Regions from separate parts of the Homo sapiens genome. Here region 1 is linked to region 2. A link is a contact called in ENCODE Hi-C or POLR2A ChIA-PET data. All regions are on one chromosome and are shown on one strand. The core of a region is the stretch at or near the end of the contact, and the rest is flanking DNA. Distances in the headings are between cores, read along the strand shown. Region 1 has its middle 38 kb from the start of LETR1. Region 2 holds the start of LETR1 (lymphatic endothelial transcriptional regulator lncRNA 1).

The links. A loop is a pair of places that touch in the nucleus more often than their neighbours do. ChIA-PET counts read pairs that join two places held with the same protein, here RNA polymerase II (POLR2A). Pooled maps may share reads with other maps.
Region 1: a map of endothelial cell of umbilical vein shows a loop between it and region 2 (7-fold over the local background). The contact joins the enhancer-like site here to the promoter of LETR1 in region 2. A Hi-C loop is called at or near these places in 3 of 168 maps with a recorded cell type or tissue (CD4-positive, alpha-beta T cell, endothelial cell of umbilical vein and heart left ventricle) and 3 of 50 pooled maps. POLR2A ChIA-PET finds 5 or more read pairs at or near these places in 3 of 52 experiments (BJ, HEK293 and activated T-cell).

Annotation. Positions count from the first base shown.
Region 1 is chr15:95,361,106-95,368,506 of GRCh38, forward strand. No RefSeq gene overlaps it. Among named protein-coding and RNA genes, the nearest start is that of LETR1, 38 kb to the left of the region's middle. Within about 2 kb of position 4,726, at least 3 of the 41 ENCODE cell types and tissues checked have a DNase peak (open chromatin) inside an H3K27ac peak, as active enhancers do; they include endothelial cell of umbilical vein, where a contact is called at or near this core.
Region 2 is chr15:95,322,514-95,329,539 of GRCh38, forward strand. It overlaps LETR1 (lymphatic endothelial transcriptional regulator lncRNA 1), which reads right to left and starts at 4,587. Exons shown (of 4, transcript NR_034095.1): 1 at 4,317-4,587.

The sequences.
Region 1 (7,401 bases), core at 3,476-5,975, 39 kb after region 2:
GGAAAAAGCATGTCTTACAGGGTGGCAGACAAGAGAAAATGAGAAACAAGTGAAAAAGGTTTCCCCTTATAAAACCATCAGTTCTTGTGAAACTTATTCACTACCACGAGAACAGTATGGGAGAAACCACCCTTGTGATTCAATTATGTCCCAACGGGTCCCTCCCACAACGTGTGGGATTATGGGAGCTACAATTCAAGATGAGATTTGGGTGAGGACAAAGCTAAACCACATCAAGCTCCAAATCTCATTTCAGACATGAAGCCTCCTCTCCCCCCAGCCACTATCTGGGGCCCAGTTTCTCTGGCCATTCCCTTAGCACATCCCTGTCACTGATCTCTCTTCATGCTTATTACCGGGATCATCAAGAATTTATTGCATCATTAGTTTTTAAAATATTGGTCTCACTTGGTAAGATGAAGTTCCTTGGGGGTAGATGTCCATGTACGTGCACACTGCTGTCTGTGGGCAGGTGCACACCGTATTAAGTATTCAGAGGCAGAGCATAAAGAGAAACAAAGAAATGTATTCAAAGCCACTCAAACTTTGGAGTAAAACTTTTTCTAGCAGGCAGTTTAGGTGGAAATCCTAAGTATAGTCAAGATTCTATTCTATTTCAATTAGTACAATTTAATTCTTACTCAGAATAGAAGGGAAGAATATGCAAAGAGCAAAATGACATAAAGCATTGTTATGTCACTATGTATTTCCCATGTTATGAACAGGAACTTTTTCTGCCAGGAAAATCCTTGATTTTCTTAAGACACTGCTGGGGAAGGTCACTTGTTCTGCTACCAAATTCAAAACCATGGGAGCCTCCAACTTTCAGCTCAGGTAGCCAGAGCCCCTAGAATGTTATAATCTTGTATTATCTGGCTTATTTGATTAATTTATGTTTTATGTACATATCTGGAATTTTTACTCATTTTTTCAGCAAAAGAGCAACGTGAGGAATTGGAAAGTTATTCAAAAACTTTAATAAATGTGGATGACCAGTTTGGGTGTTCATCTCAGTGTGTATTTTTGAAACTAGACCAGTTGTCCCATAGAAGTGACATTTATGGTTTCTTTGAATAAACATAGAAATGGACCTTCCCAGTATTAAAACTTGAGAAAGTTACAATTGTCTTATCTGAGGTCCCTTCTCAGGAAATAAACCATCAGGACTCCCAGATAGTATCAAGGAAGGGAAACTTACCAGATCACCACATCTGGACAATGTGACACCAGACCCCTCACCTATCATGACTGCCTACCCAACCATCTGTTTCCTGTTTACCAACTCCTCTTCCTTCCTGCTCCCTGATTCCTGTTTTCCCAGTTACACTTCTTCCCTGCTATACAAACCTTTAATTTCAGTCCACCAGGTGGATGAGTTTGAGACTGATGTATCTGCTCAGCTGCAGCACCCAATTAAAGCCTTCTTCCCTGGCAATACCTGCTGTCTCAGTGATTGGCTTTCTGTGCTGCGAGCAACAGGACTTAGACCAAACCCCAGGCATTTTAGTAACATTTTCAACGATACCCTTAGAAGCTTGTATCACCTGGATAATTACTTTAACCCGTCATTTCACTGTACTTACAAAAACTGGCTTTTGGATTTATAAACTAAGAGTAAAATGTCGATGTGAACTCTGAGCACTCTAAGATACGTGAGGTCTCCAGCCAGTTGGTTAATTCATGTGGACTTTGCACCTTTTACAAGACATTTATAAATATAATCTCATTTTCTATACCAATGTTATATAATGTTGGTGCTTCACTCTTTAGGAAGAGTGAGTTCTATGGAACAATCAATAGAGAAGCCCTGCATGGTTTATTTTCTATTATGTATAACTTACAGGTCGTTGAGTCAAGTACTGTGGCAAGATTTCTAAAAGGCCGGTGATTTTTAGGAAAGATCATCAATAACATATGTAGCTGAGCAAGCTAAAATAATTACAATCAAATTTCATGCTTCAGGGCATAAACTGATTTCCTGCAAGTGTCAGAAGGAAATTATGCTGCTTTCACCAATGTGTACTGCATTGGGTAAATGACCCACCTATTTTTGTTTGGTTTTGCCCTTTTTTCTGAACCTAATGTAGTACTCAGTTTTATTAAGAGTGCAGGTCATTTTAGCCCATGTCACTCCTTGGTTGCATCATATCAGGTTGACTTTCTTTCTGATATCCAGAAACTTTTCAATGGAACATGACACAAAATGAAGCCCTGGTTGAAAAAGTGTTGACTATAATGTAAATGTTTGTTCTTGGATTAATTATTACAAGTTGAAAGTCTAGAAGAGAGAAGAAAGCAAAATGTTATGATTTTGAATTTCAAGCCTGTGATCTTAAAAACGCACTGAGTATCATGTTTTCTCTTTGAGGTCTCTAAATTCATCTACTTCAGGTCATAAGTTTTATTAATCTTATCTCTTTTTCCGAGCTAACTTTTGCCACTGGCTCTCTCTCATTCAAAAATCTCAATCACAACCTGCATTTGCTCTACGCAAAACAGCTTTAGCATCGTGAACAATACATGTTAACTTTTGCCACCTTTTTTTTTTTTTTTGGTTAGTGGGCTGGGGTGAAAAGGAGGAGAGGAGAAGAGCGAGCTAATGGTTATTCTCAGACAGTCCTGGTGCTTCTTCTACAAATTTAGCGTGGAGGCCTTTGAGCTAATTACATTCTGTATATCTGAGCCAACTCAGAGAGCTTCACGCTGACACTCGGATACATCTGGGCCTGATAACAATTGCAAATGCTCGGGGCACACTTTAAAAAAGATCTTATGTTACAACATGAAACAACATGTTTTACAGTACTCAGAATGGTCAGATAAATAAAACAGCTCCAAGTTCAGAGCTTTGTGGGGGGAAATGTATTTTGTAACATTTCATTTAGAGCAGAAAAATTTCCCCACTGACAAGGGAACATTTGACCCTAACATAATGTTAAGTTCTACCCACAGCTGTTTGAGGTAATGGGCAATAGAAGACTCTGGGCTGCCTTTAATGATGTTGGCTATAAGATTACAATCATTTCCCATTCAGAGGGACAGTTTTGGACATTTTGGTCCGAGTTGAAAGTATGGAGGAGAATTTATAAAAAGCTACCTCTGCACATACCTCCAAGGAGAGAGAGTAGGAATGAAAACACTGCTCATTTCTAGGCCATATTCAGCATAAATGCCAGAAAGATCATGTTAGTTTATTTGGGAACTGTCTTTGGGGGCAGATTTGATGTGTTGATCACAGCCAGGTGACTTCTGAAATCATCATTCATGCTTTGGGGGGGATGTTGGACAGAGGAGGCAGAAAGGGAAAACAACTCCCAGAGCCAAAGTTTTGCATAAGATGGTAACAATTGTCAGTTTCCACCTGGCAATAAAACTCCCCAGCAAGCCCTTCTGCTAATACACGCTATATGGCAGTAACCGTCTTTCTTTCTCCTATGGAGAGTTGTAAAGTCATAAAGTAGATGAGTATTACTGATTTTAACCTGACATATTTCCCTGTTCCTTGAATTTGCACCTTAAAAAAAGTGTAGCCTTGACACATTAGTATTGAACACTCTTGCCCTCTTGTTGAGTACGCAGTAGCTTAAAAAAAATACTCATTTTCTTCATTCCATGCCCCTACTCCTTCCATTTTTCTTTAAAAATTGCCTGTAGTCACCACAGCTTTGTTATGGAGGGGAAAAAGTAACTTGAGCTATACCATTTGTAGAGCACTTTGGCGTTTACTCTTTAGTGTATATTCTCTTTCTTAAATTTAAAAACATATTAAAAGGGAGGTGTTTAGCTCCCATTTGGCAGATGGGACAACTGAGGCTGAGCTTGACATAGCGCGTTTTCCCAAATTCTGCAGCAGTAAGTAGCAGTAGAGCGCAAACTAATGTCCACGTGTAACTGGCATCAATACCCAAATAAAGTGCCTTTATTTATTATAGCACCTGACAATTACATAGCAACTTCAATTTTTCGGAAGTGCTTTTCTTTTTTTCCCTACATCATTTTCTTTAAAAAATAAGTTCAGTAGAACCCAGCCACATTTTAAAGTTGCCCAGAATTCAGAAGCACAGAGAAGTGATTAAACTTATTAACAAAGATACAGTCAACTAATATGAACGTGATATTCCTTTTAGATATCTATGAACACGTGTTCTCTTAATGATTATATGCCATATCTCTCCATGTATTATCTCAAGGAAGAAAATAAACATGGATTTTCATGAATGTAATTAATGTGTTCCGAGACAACACTTCACGTTTTACTGAATTCCCTATGTACTCAGTTCTAAGGTCATCTCTCCAGAAGACAAAATAGCCCTTTTTGTTAAGTTGTCTGGAGGTTTGGTTTGTTTGTTTATTTGTGTGTTTGGGGGCGGGGGGTACATCAGTTTCTCTAGAAAGCTGGCTCCTGCGTTCTCAGGGGTTATAAAAATGGGAATCATTTTTATTGGCAATCCACTGGAATAGTGCTGAGACAAATGGAAACTTGAAGATAAGGATCCTCTGAGGTGAGAACATACAGCTGTTGGGAATTGCTAGAGAATCTGACCAATAAAGGAAGTCACTATTTTTCCAGGCCTGAAGTGAGTTATAGGGCGAGACGGGTGTTGTATATTTATGTAAGGCAGCAGCAGGGAGTTTAAGCGGCTGTATATTGCTGAAAGAGCATCATTCACATTCAGGCAGAGACAAAAGGTGGAAATGAAGTAACATCCTGGCTGAAGAAGGCCTCACGACAGAATAATAACATTTCAGAGAGGGGGGCCGTGTGCGAGGCTGTGGGTAGGCCTCAAAATGAGGAAATGATCAAGATGCCTTGTCAGGCCTTCAGAAAACAGTTACACACACACACACACACACGCTCACACACACACACACACACACACAGGCACTCAGGATTAAGGCCTGGCCAAGCGTCCTTGGGAAGGAAAGTCATTTATCTTTCACAGAAACGCGTACACAATTACCCGCAACCTTCATCAGTACAGTCAGCAAGATAGGTTAGCCAAAACTACTAGAAAAAATATATATCAATACACATATTACAGTTACACTTCCATTTGGTATTTATTATTATCATGTACTCTAGCCTCACTGCATCAGTGTGGATACTAATTCAGGACAATATTTGAAGGACTAAAGTGGTTCTGGCTGCTCAAAAGACTCAAAGGAAGGGGGTAGGCTGGGGGGAAGAGACTGTCTTATCTCCTGTGTTTATTTATTGTGTCCTTTTGTTTAGAGGAAGTAGCGAGAAGAAAGGGGTCATGAAATTACACGCCTCTAATGACAAATGGTGAGAGGAGAGACAATCCACTTCAGAAAAATGATCAAAAGAGGAGGAAAGAAAGAATTTTAACATTCAAAAAATATATGTAGCTAGTCCGTGAGGCTCTTCTAAAACGCTGCACTTCTGTTTGGTAGAAATAGTTTAGGGTGCACCCAAATGCTAATGAAGATGTTATCAAATTTTTAAATGGTAGATTGCGTTGAATATTTCAGAAACTTTAGTCATTTAGAAAAAGCCTAATGTAGATAGAGTAAGAATCTTCTGTCACACAGGAAGCTCTTAGTTAATACTAAATTAGGGTGGTTATTAAAACACAGGATGGCACAGAACTGGGATGAAAATAGATATATTTTATCCTTAAAGTTTATTTGTCTTTGAAAGCAATATGACAATTATGAAAATTTTAAGTAAAATTAAAAGACGTCTTTGAAAATGTTTGTGGGCCGTGGACTAGATTTGTGAATTTTCTGTATTAGGACCAAGTACGATGAGATGTCAGAGTGAATTTATACTAGACAAACCATTCACTTACAACCTCATGAGTATCTTGCTTAAGTTTTTAGGGAATAGTAGAATCACAAAACGAATACACTTGTTTCTCTGTTTTTCATTTATTTTTTCTTCTGCAGCTACACAGCTAAATATTAAACAACTACGAAAAAACAAAGCAAAAAAGAATGCTGAGCTGAAATCATTTAATTTCCTTCATTGACCCTTCCTTAACATTGTGACAACTCAATGTTTCAGTCACACCAGAGGGGTTTACACATTCAACTCCAACATTATCAGAACATGGTATTTAGGAGGCTTTTCAATAGCCAAAGGCTAGGAAGACTAAGAATGAACACAGGGCTCTTCATCTTTCTAGAATATGAGCAATTCACAAATGGGAACAGTTCATACTGCATTCGCAGGTGAACTTACCCGGCACGGAGCTGAAGCCAAAGATTTCTAGGAATGACAGCTTCAGCACATCCGTGAAATGATCCTACTTGCCAATTTCCTATTTTTCCACAGGGGACATCTGAAGGGCTGGGGTTGTGCAAATTCATTTCTGGCTTCTGAAGCATCAGGTAATGGCTACTGCCAGAGGCAGGATTCCAAAACCATTAGCCCACTGGTCTGATCGCATATGAAAAAACCTAATATTTTGACCACACAACCCATCTCATGGCATGCTGGCCTGGTACTAAAAATGCATTGATGAAGAACATATTGTATTAGGTCACTCATTGAAGCATAGCTTAGGAGTGCTTTGAGAAAAATGCCATTTCCACAGGATTTGAGCTCCATTGAGAAAAATAATGTCTTAAACATAGATTGTTCAGTCTCCACTCTGTTTGTATACACACACACACACACGTATACACACATACACATATATATACACACACACATACAGAAAGAGTCACATATATATAAGGAATTTCTTAGACCAAGACACACACACACATACATATATATATATATATATATATATATATATATATATATATGGAATTTCTTAGACTAAGACATATATACATATATATGTATATATATATACGGAATTTCTTAGACTAAGACATATATACATATATATGTGTATATATATATACGGAATTTCTTAGACTAAGACATACATACATATATATGTATATATTTATATGGAATTTCTTAGACTAAGAATTTCTGGGTACATCAGCAGTGGTTCATATAAAAAGAAACAGAGGGGTAGGGAAATGAAAACACAGTCTTCCATTTTTTGGCTTCTCCCTTAGAATGTTTGTATAAGAAATCATCAGTTCAGTTGCAGGCATTTATGTGTTGTGGTGTGTTGGGGGGAAAAAAACCCTCCATTTAAACACGGATTTTAACCTTTCCACCTTAGCCTCTTACATTTTCTTTCCTTCCACTCAAAGCATTTAGGTAAATTAGGATGAGGTCCCTCCATAAAAATGCAAGGGGATCAGTTAAACTTTCACTTCTAATTTATTCATGAAGGAGCGAGGTCTTGCCTGGCCGTGCTGTGCGTCATCCTGTCAGAATGACTTTCTCTCTTGTTGAGAAGGGAGATGGAAAGACAGGAAATCGGGGGCTCCAGCTCTCCTAGTAATTGCTGTGAGAATAAAAATGTGAGT
Region 2 (7,026 bases), core at 3,337-5,836:
AAAAGATTGCAAGACTTCCCTTTCCCTAGGCTCATCAAAAAAGTAATTAAAGTAAGTGTATGTAGCCGGGTGTGGTGGCTCACGCCTGTACTCTCAACACTTTGGGAGGCTGAGGTTGGCGGATCACCCTTAAGTCAAGAGTTAGAGACCAGTCTGGCCAACATGGTGAAACCCCATCTCTACTAAAAATACAAAAATTAGCCAGGCACAGTGATGCACACCTGTAGTCCCAGCTACTCGGGAGGCTGAGGTAGGAGAATTGCTTGAACCTGTGAGGCGGAGGCTGCAGTGAGCTGAGATTGCACCATTGCACTACAGCCTGGGTGACAGAGCAAGACAATCTCTCAAAAAAAAAAGTATATGTATAAAATATGTGTATATAAGTGCGTATACAGATATACCATATATAATTTATATATATATATAAATACATACATATCTTATGTATGTACATTTATAAATATCTGTAAATGCAAAGAGGCTCCAGATTTACCTTTTGAATAAAATCCAGAGTCACTACTATCTTAATTTTTGCATGAGTTATCTGCAAAGCAAATGAGAAGTAACTAACAATTTATTTAAATAGAAAGAAAATCCCCTCTGCTATTTATTATAAAACACTTCATTAATTTATCACCGGAGTTATTGTCTCAAACTCACTAATGTCTTCTCTGGGCTACTTTTCATAGATTATTTCTTGTACATTTGCAAGACGTTACTGAGTCCCAGGCAATGTCCCAGATGATCAGGGCATTTGTGGTACCTGGTATTTGGCTTCTATACCATGCTCTATAGACTAGATGGGGTGTGTCAAGGAAAGGATGTCTCCATTTGCCTTTGTCCTTAAGAAAGTGAGTAACTGTCTCTTTCCTTGCCTATTTCTTCCATGGAGAATTTACTGGCCCCAATTTAAAAAAAAAAAAACTCCTACCACACTCCCATTTTCTGTAAGTGCAATTAGTTGCAGGTACAAAATTTGGAGCAAAGAGGCCTCTCGTGGCCTGTTGTGCCTGCAGTTATCCAACTGTGGCTGCAGTTTTTCAGTGCACAACTGATTGCACCCACAAAAAGAAAGGCTAAACTTTGAAAATGGGTCCCTTTAAGACAGTTGGGGGATTGCATGCCTCCGGTTGGCAAATTGCAATCTTTTATAGAGGCACAGCCATCACTCTGGCTCGCACTGCCAGTCTGAAATCCAGGTTAGGCATCTTGCATGAGGGAGAGACCTGGCTGGAGAGCAGGTGCACAGGACTCTCTCCTCTCCGCCCACCACTTGCCCCCCTTTCACCTTGAGCTACTCATGGACTATGCATTAGTATTCAGCATTCCTGACTCCATCTCCTGTTTAGTTCACCAGTCACTCTCCAAAAGGGTTTGCAGAGAGAAGCTCAGTCGGTCACACTGTCAATATAACACATTTAACCAACTCTAAATTTGCTTTAAAGAGACAGCTACCAAGATTGACTTTTGCAAAGTGACTCACTCCACCACGCGGCAAAGCCGTCCGTTTGCTCTCGACTGTTAAGTGTGTCACTGAGTACATAAGAAAGGGTTTTGAAGGAATTCCAGTGTGAATCCACTAATTCAATAATCCAATACCATAAATTCAAGTAATGGATATTAATACTATGTTCAAAACACGCTCACAACTTTGATATCTCTCTTTCTCAAACAGACAGAGCATGCGTCGTGAGAGGCTCCTGATGAAATAATAAAACCCAATTTTCATCTAGAAACAAGAATCATTATAGGAGGATGGTAATTTACTTTATATGACCTTCAATTGATTATTCTGTGGCTGCCACACAAATATCACAGGAGCTATTGATCGTAAAACCTACCAAATAGATCTCTAATAGCTTTTACTGGGCAAAAATAATTATGCTTGCACTGTGGTCAAACACACATAAACCAATGTGGAGGTATTAATATATGGCATTATTACCCATCTGTCTGCTAGGCATGGAGAAGACCCTTCACGGGAACACTCTATGTCTAAGCTCCATGAAAGCTCAATATCCAAGCCAACAATTACAGCCAGTTACACAGAAAAATTGATTACCGTAACTAAAAGCTAGAGCTGGAGAGTAGAGGCTGCAGCTTGCTTAAGAAAAGTAAAATAATAACAAGAGAAATCCTAATTGAGGGGGAGTCCTGCTGCAGTGACTACCAGGACTCAGAAATTGCATTTCCCTGTGGTGTCAGCAGCCGAGTAACTTTTCAGAGTCAAGAGCTTTCTATCCAGCCTAGATCATGATCAATGATCAACACTCGTAAAAGGTCAGGGTGTCTAATCAAAGACCAGATCATCTATCTCTCAAGGTAAAGCGTACAACATAATCCAGAAATGTGGCGCTGCTGGCCATGGAGAGTGAGAAAATCCAAGGGAAAGAGAAACTTCAGTTCCACTTTGGTGAACAGGAAGAATGTTCTGCTCATACAAAATGTGCAGCCAGCCTTCTGCGGGCGATCCTCAGTGGCTCAGGTGGGCCTGAAGGGGATGAACAAAGGCCACGCTCTGAAGGGGGAGCTTCTCCAACATGCTGGGCTTCCAGGTTCTGATAAAAACATTTTAGACTTCAAAATGTCACAGCAAGTCTATCACTTGCTCTCCAATTCCCGAAACTCAGTATTTTAAAAAATAATATGTAAATATAAATGCACCAACAGCAAATAACAAAAATCCCAAACTGCTATCGAGGTGTTAAAATGAGGAGTGATACATTTTAACAACCAGAATGAATACACTAAAATGCTAATAGAACTGAGTAGTGGAAAAGAAACAAAAAGAGAGATCTTGTTTACCCAATGTGGGTTCTGTGCATATGCTTGAGTGGAGAGGGGAGACAACTGTGGGATGGGGGCATAAGTATATCCTGTGAAACAGAACAGAATACTATCCCAGGAATCCCGTTCATATATCTCATGAAATAGAATCAAATAATATCTCATGTAGCCCATGAAACAGAACAGGATTGGAATGCACAGCTGGATGGCTGCACATGCCAAGGATTGGAAAGGTTTTCCCAAAATACCTATGTCTAACCCCAAAGTGCTTCTGCCTCCACCACACCCCAGACCAATCAAACCAGAGTATTAATTTTGGCATTTGTATTTCTTAAAACAAAAAACAAAAGCCTATGTGAATCTCACATGAAGACAGGTTTGAGAACCACTAACTTTAAAGGGAGAGACCCTTTTTAGGGAAGGGAGGTCCTTAGAGATGAGGAACCTCCGGTTTCCCAAGGGCACCTCTCCTTCTTCTGCAGAAATACAGCTCGCCTGTTTATTTCTCTTCCTTTTTGGCATTAGCAGTTCCAGTTGTTAAAGGCAGGAAAACTGGAGTCATTGTCTCTCTCTTTTTCATGATTTATGACTCAGAAGCAAGACAGGGGCAGGAGGTTGGAGGGTAATGCTTGCGGCTGTGGTTGCTGTTATTTTTATTTTGTATTTTTCTTAAAGAAAATAAAAGAAATATGCTTTTCTGAAAAATCTTGAAGCCTTGAAGCCACCTGCAGGGCTGTTGTTTTCCAAGGCCTTGCACTTACGTAATTGACATCTACATAGACACACTCCTGGAACATATCGGGGGAGGCAGGCATTCTGCTTGTTCTCATTTGTTCTCAAATTACATGATAAAATACATGTTTTGGACCTTTTAAACCAAAGGGAGTTATTGAGCCCGCTTACAAAATCCATAACATGTTAGCAGGACTTATCTAGCTGCCTCCACAGAATAGCCAAGCAACTCTACACCCGCTTTAGCCCCCACAAAAACAAGCGGATTGCACTACAAATAATTTGCCTATTTGGAAAATGAAAGCTTCTCTGTAGTTTGAGGTCCTATTTTTTCTTTAAGTTGTTACAGTCTTTTCATGGTCCTTGAGGTCTAGGTTAGGTTTTTGTTTGGGGTAATTTTTGTATCCTATGGATACTATTTAATCTTTAGTATTGAGTCAGTATTTCTCACTTAGGCCTTAGGGGAATACTGCCTGAAGTATGTAGGGGGCATGCGGAATTCAGACGTGGCTTGGAAACTGCACCATGGGTTCACCCAAGAAACAGACCAGAGGCAACACATTCTATCACTAAAACGTGTTCTCAGTTACACTTCCCTTCCAAAGGTAAGCATCTTAATTCTTCAACTTTTTAAGAGGCTAAACCCAGTGAGGGCCCGTATGTCCACAAATAGATGACACACCCATCCAAAGCACGCGTGTGTATTAAGGGACAGCGTGTCCTCCCACGTTCCAGCCGCCCCCCTGGCTGCCAGCCGCGGGCTCAGCGCACGTACGGTCCCTGTCACCCGAGCGTACCTGTCCCGTTCTGGCCTTGGAGAACGCAGTGGCTCACAAGGGCACCGCTAGCACGCGAGGCGCGGCGAAGGGAGCGGAGGGAAGCGGCGGGCTGTCGCGCAGGTGCGGCCCCACCTGCCGCCGGATTGGCCGCGGCGGCTGCGGCGCTCCGCGGGAGGAGGGCGGATGATGGATGGCCTGTCTGCCGGCCCGGGTCCGAGCCGCGGGGGCCGCCGAGGGAAAGACGGGCGCGCGCGCGCCGCTCCGTGCCCAGCGCAGACAGCGAGATGCCTGCACAAAAGGATGGGGCTTGGAATGTTTGGATTTTGAAGATTAGTTTCTATTATATCTCTGTGGGAGAAAGGAAAACGCGCTATGGGAAAGTGGAGGGCGAAGAACCCCCGAATAATTTCGGACTGATGTTTCACAAATCATTTCGCCAGGGAACAACCCGCGAGCCTCCCCTTCCCAAATGGCAAACAGTTCAGAAGTCTTATTTGTCATGTATGTGAATGATGCCCTATCAGTATCTGAGAAACAACAGGAAATCAGACCTGAACAGTTGCATCCCCTTATCTCGGGCAATATTAAACCCATTGAAAATGGGTTAAAAAGGAGGGGCGTGGACAATACACTTTAGATATTCTACACAGGCTAAAAATATAAGATAATTGGCTAGTAAACGCTAGTAAACTTTTTTTTCGAAAAAGAAAAAAATAGAAGGATGTGCCCGATATATATATATATATCTATATATATATATATAGCACATTAGGATATGCAACATTTTCATAATTTATCTAGCTTTTACTTGTTTAAAAGTCATGAGCAATTTGAATATGTTTTGTTTGCCCTTGCAAAAGGATGACGGTGCATTGTTTTAGGCAATTCTATTTAAGAAGTGTCCTTTTTAACACTGGTTAGGTTGAGAGTGAGGGTCGAAGCAGGCAGACGGTTAGCAGGAGAGAATAAGTCGTGAACCACCATAGAAATGGGGCTGATAGAGAGCTATTGTGTCATCCGGGCTCTTCTTTGGCGACTGAAAGACAGACAGGTCCATTCACTGCAAGCATTCCTCCTGCGCAAACCGCCACGCTGAAGGTAAAGCATCTCCTGTCGAGGAGGCAGTCAGTCCTGCAGGTGCTGATTCATTTACTTCTGAGAGTAAAATAGTTTAGAAAAAACCAGATTTTTTTTTCTAGGAGGAAAATGATTTTCTGCTTAATTGTGCTTTTGAATTACACCATCTTCCTCTGCCATGTCCACTACCACCACGAAGAAAGTGAAAGCCATGTTTAAAATAGTAATAAATGAGATGGAAACATATCACCAAGGTATATTTTATATAACTGATTGAAAAGCGAGTGGGTGGAAAGAGAGAGCTTAAGTACAAGTGTTTCTCTTTCAAATACCATATGAACAGAACAGTAACTTTAGAAAAAAGAAATGGGAAAAGGAAACATAATAATCCCATCAGGCTAACAGGGACAGCATATACCAAAAAAATGCCCATGTAAATTAAATGTATGCATGCTTCTTACTAGAATTGTTTATATGTATGCTTACATACTTATAAAAGAGTACATTTGAATTGTGGGATTATGTAGTGATTCACACAGCATTATGTCGAAGGGACTTTTTAATATTATTAGAGAATATCCATATTAACCAATTTTAATAACTGCATAATCTTTCATTAATTGTATATATGGTTTGCTCAACTATTTTCCTGATGTTGGATATTTAGGTTGCTTTTGGATTTCACTAGAGTAAATAACACAGTAAGGAACATCTTGAGGCAACATTTCCATGTTTTAAATTATTAATTTCAAAGAAATTTATTGAAGTGGAATAAATGGGCCATACATTAGGAACATTTTCGTAGTTTTTTTACAATCATTTTCAAGCTAACTTACAAAAAAAAGTATTGTACCGCCCCATCCTGCCAGCAGGAAAATCTTGTATTACATTTTTTTCAGCTTTGTTGAAGAAAAATTGACAAATAAAAATTGTATATATTCAAGGTACACAATGTGACGTTTTGATATATGTCTACATTGTGAAATGTATCACATTTTAAAAAAAAGTATGCTCCATGTTATTGAGACTATTTGGAAAAGTATTTGGTAATGTAGCAGGTGGGAATTATTTTTTGATATTCATTTTCTTTAGTTATTAATGAAGTCCTTTTGTTTCTTTAAAAATTTCTTTCCTCTCTTTTGGATTTTGGTTTCTGTTCAATCATTGAAATAGCTCTGAAGTTGGTATATAAAAATAAAATATAGCATTTTTACAAATCACTCTTTCATAGTGTTAATTTTGAACTAGGTTGATAACCCTGGTTAAAATGGTTACAGCAAAAAAATTCTTCACAAATTGAGCAAAGGTGCAGTTTGAAATGACTGATAGAATTCAGGTTTCCAACAAACCTCTGCTTTCCTTCCATGGTGGCACATAAAATGATATTATCCTCTGTGAAATTACCCCAGAAACTTAAGGTACCTGATAGCAAATCGTATTCTCTCATTAAGACATAGAATCGTTGATCCTTGCACTAGCTTTCTTCCTAGTCTGAAGATGTATGCTGTTCTCTTAGGCTGTGATGTGGTCCTTCAAAAATGCCTTTTTGCGTTCCGGCACCTTCCACAAGTGCACCAGTGCCCAGTAAATAAAGTAGCAGCCCATGTCCCTTTTAGCAAAAGCTATATATCTGTTCAGACTTGTAATTTGC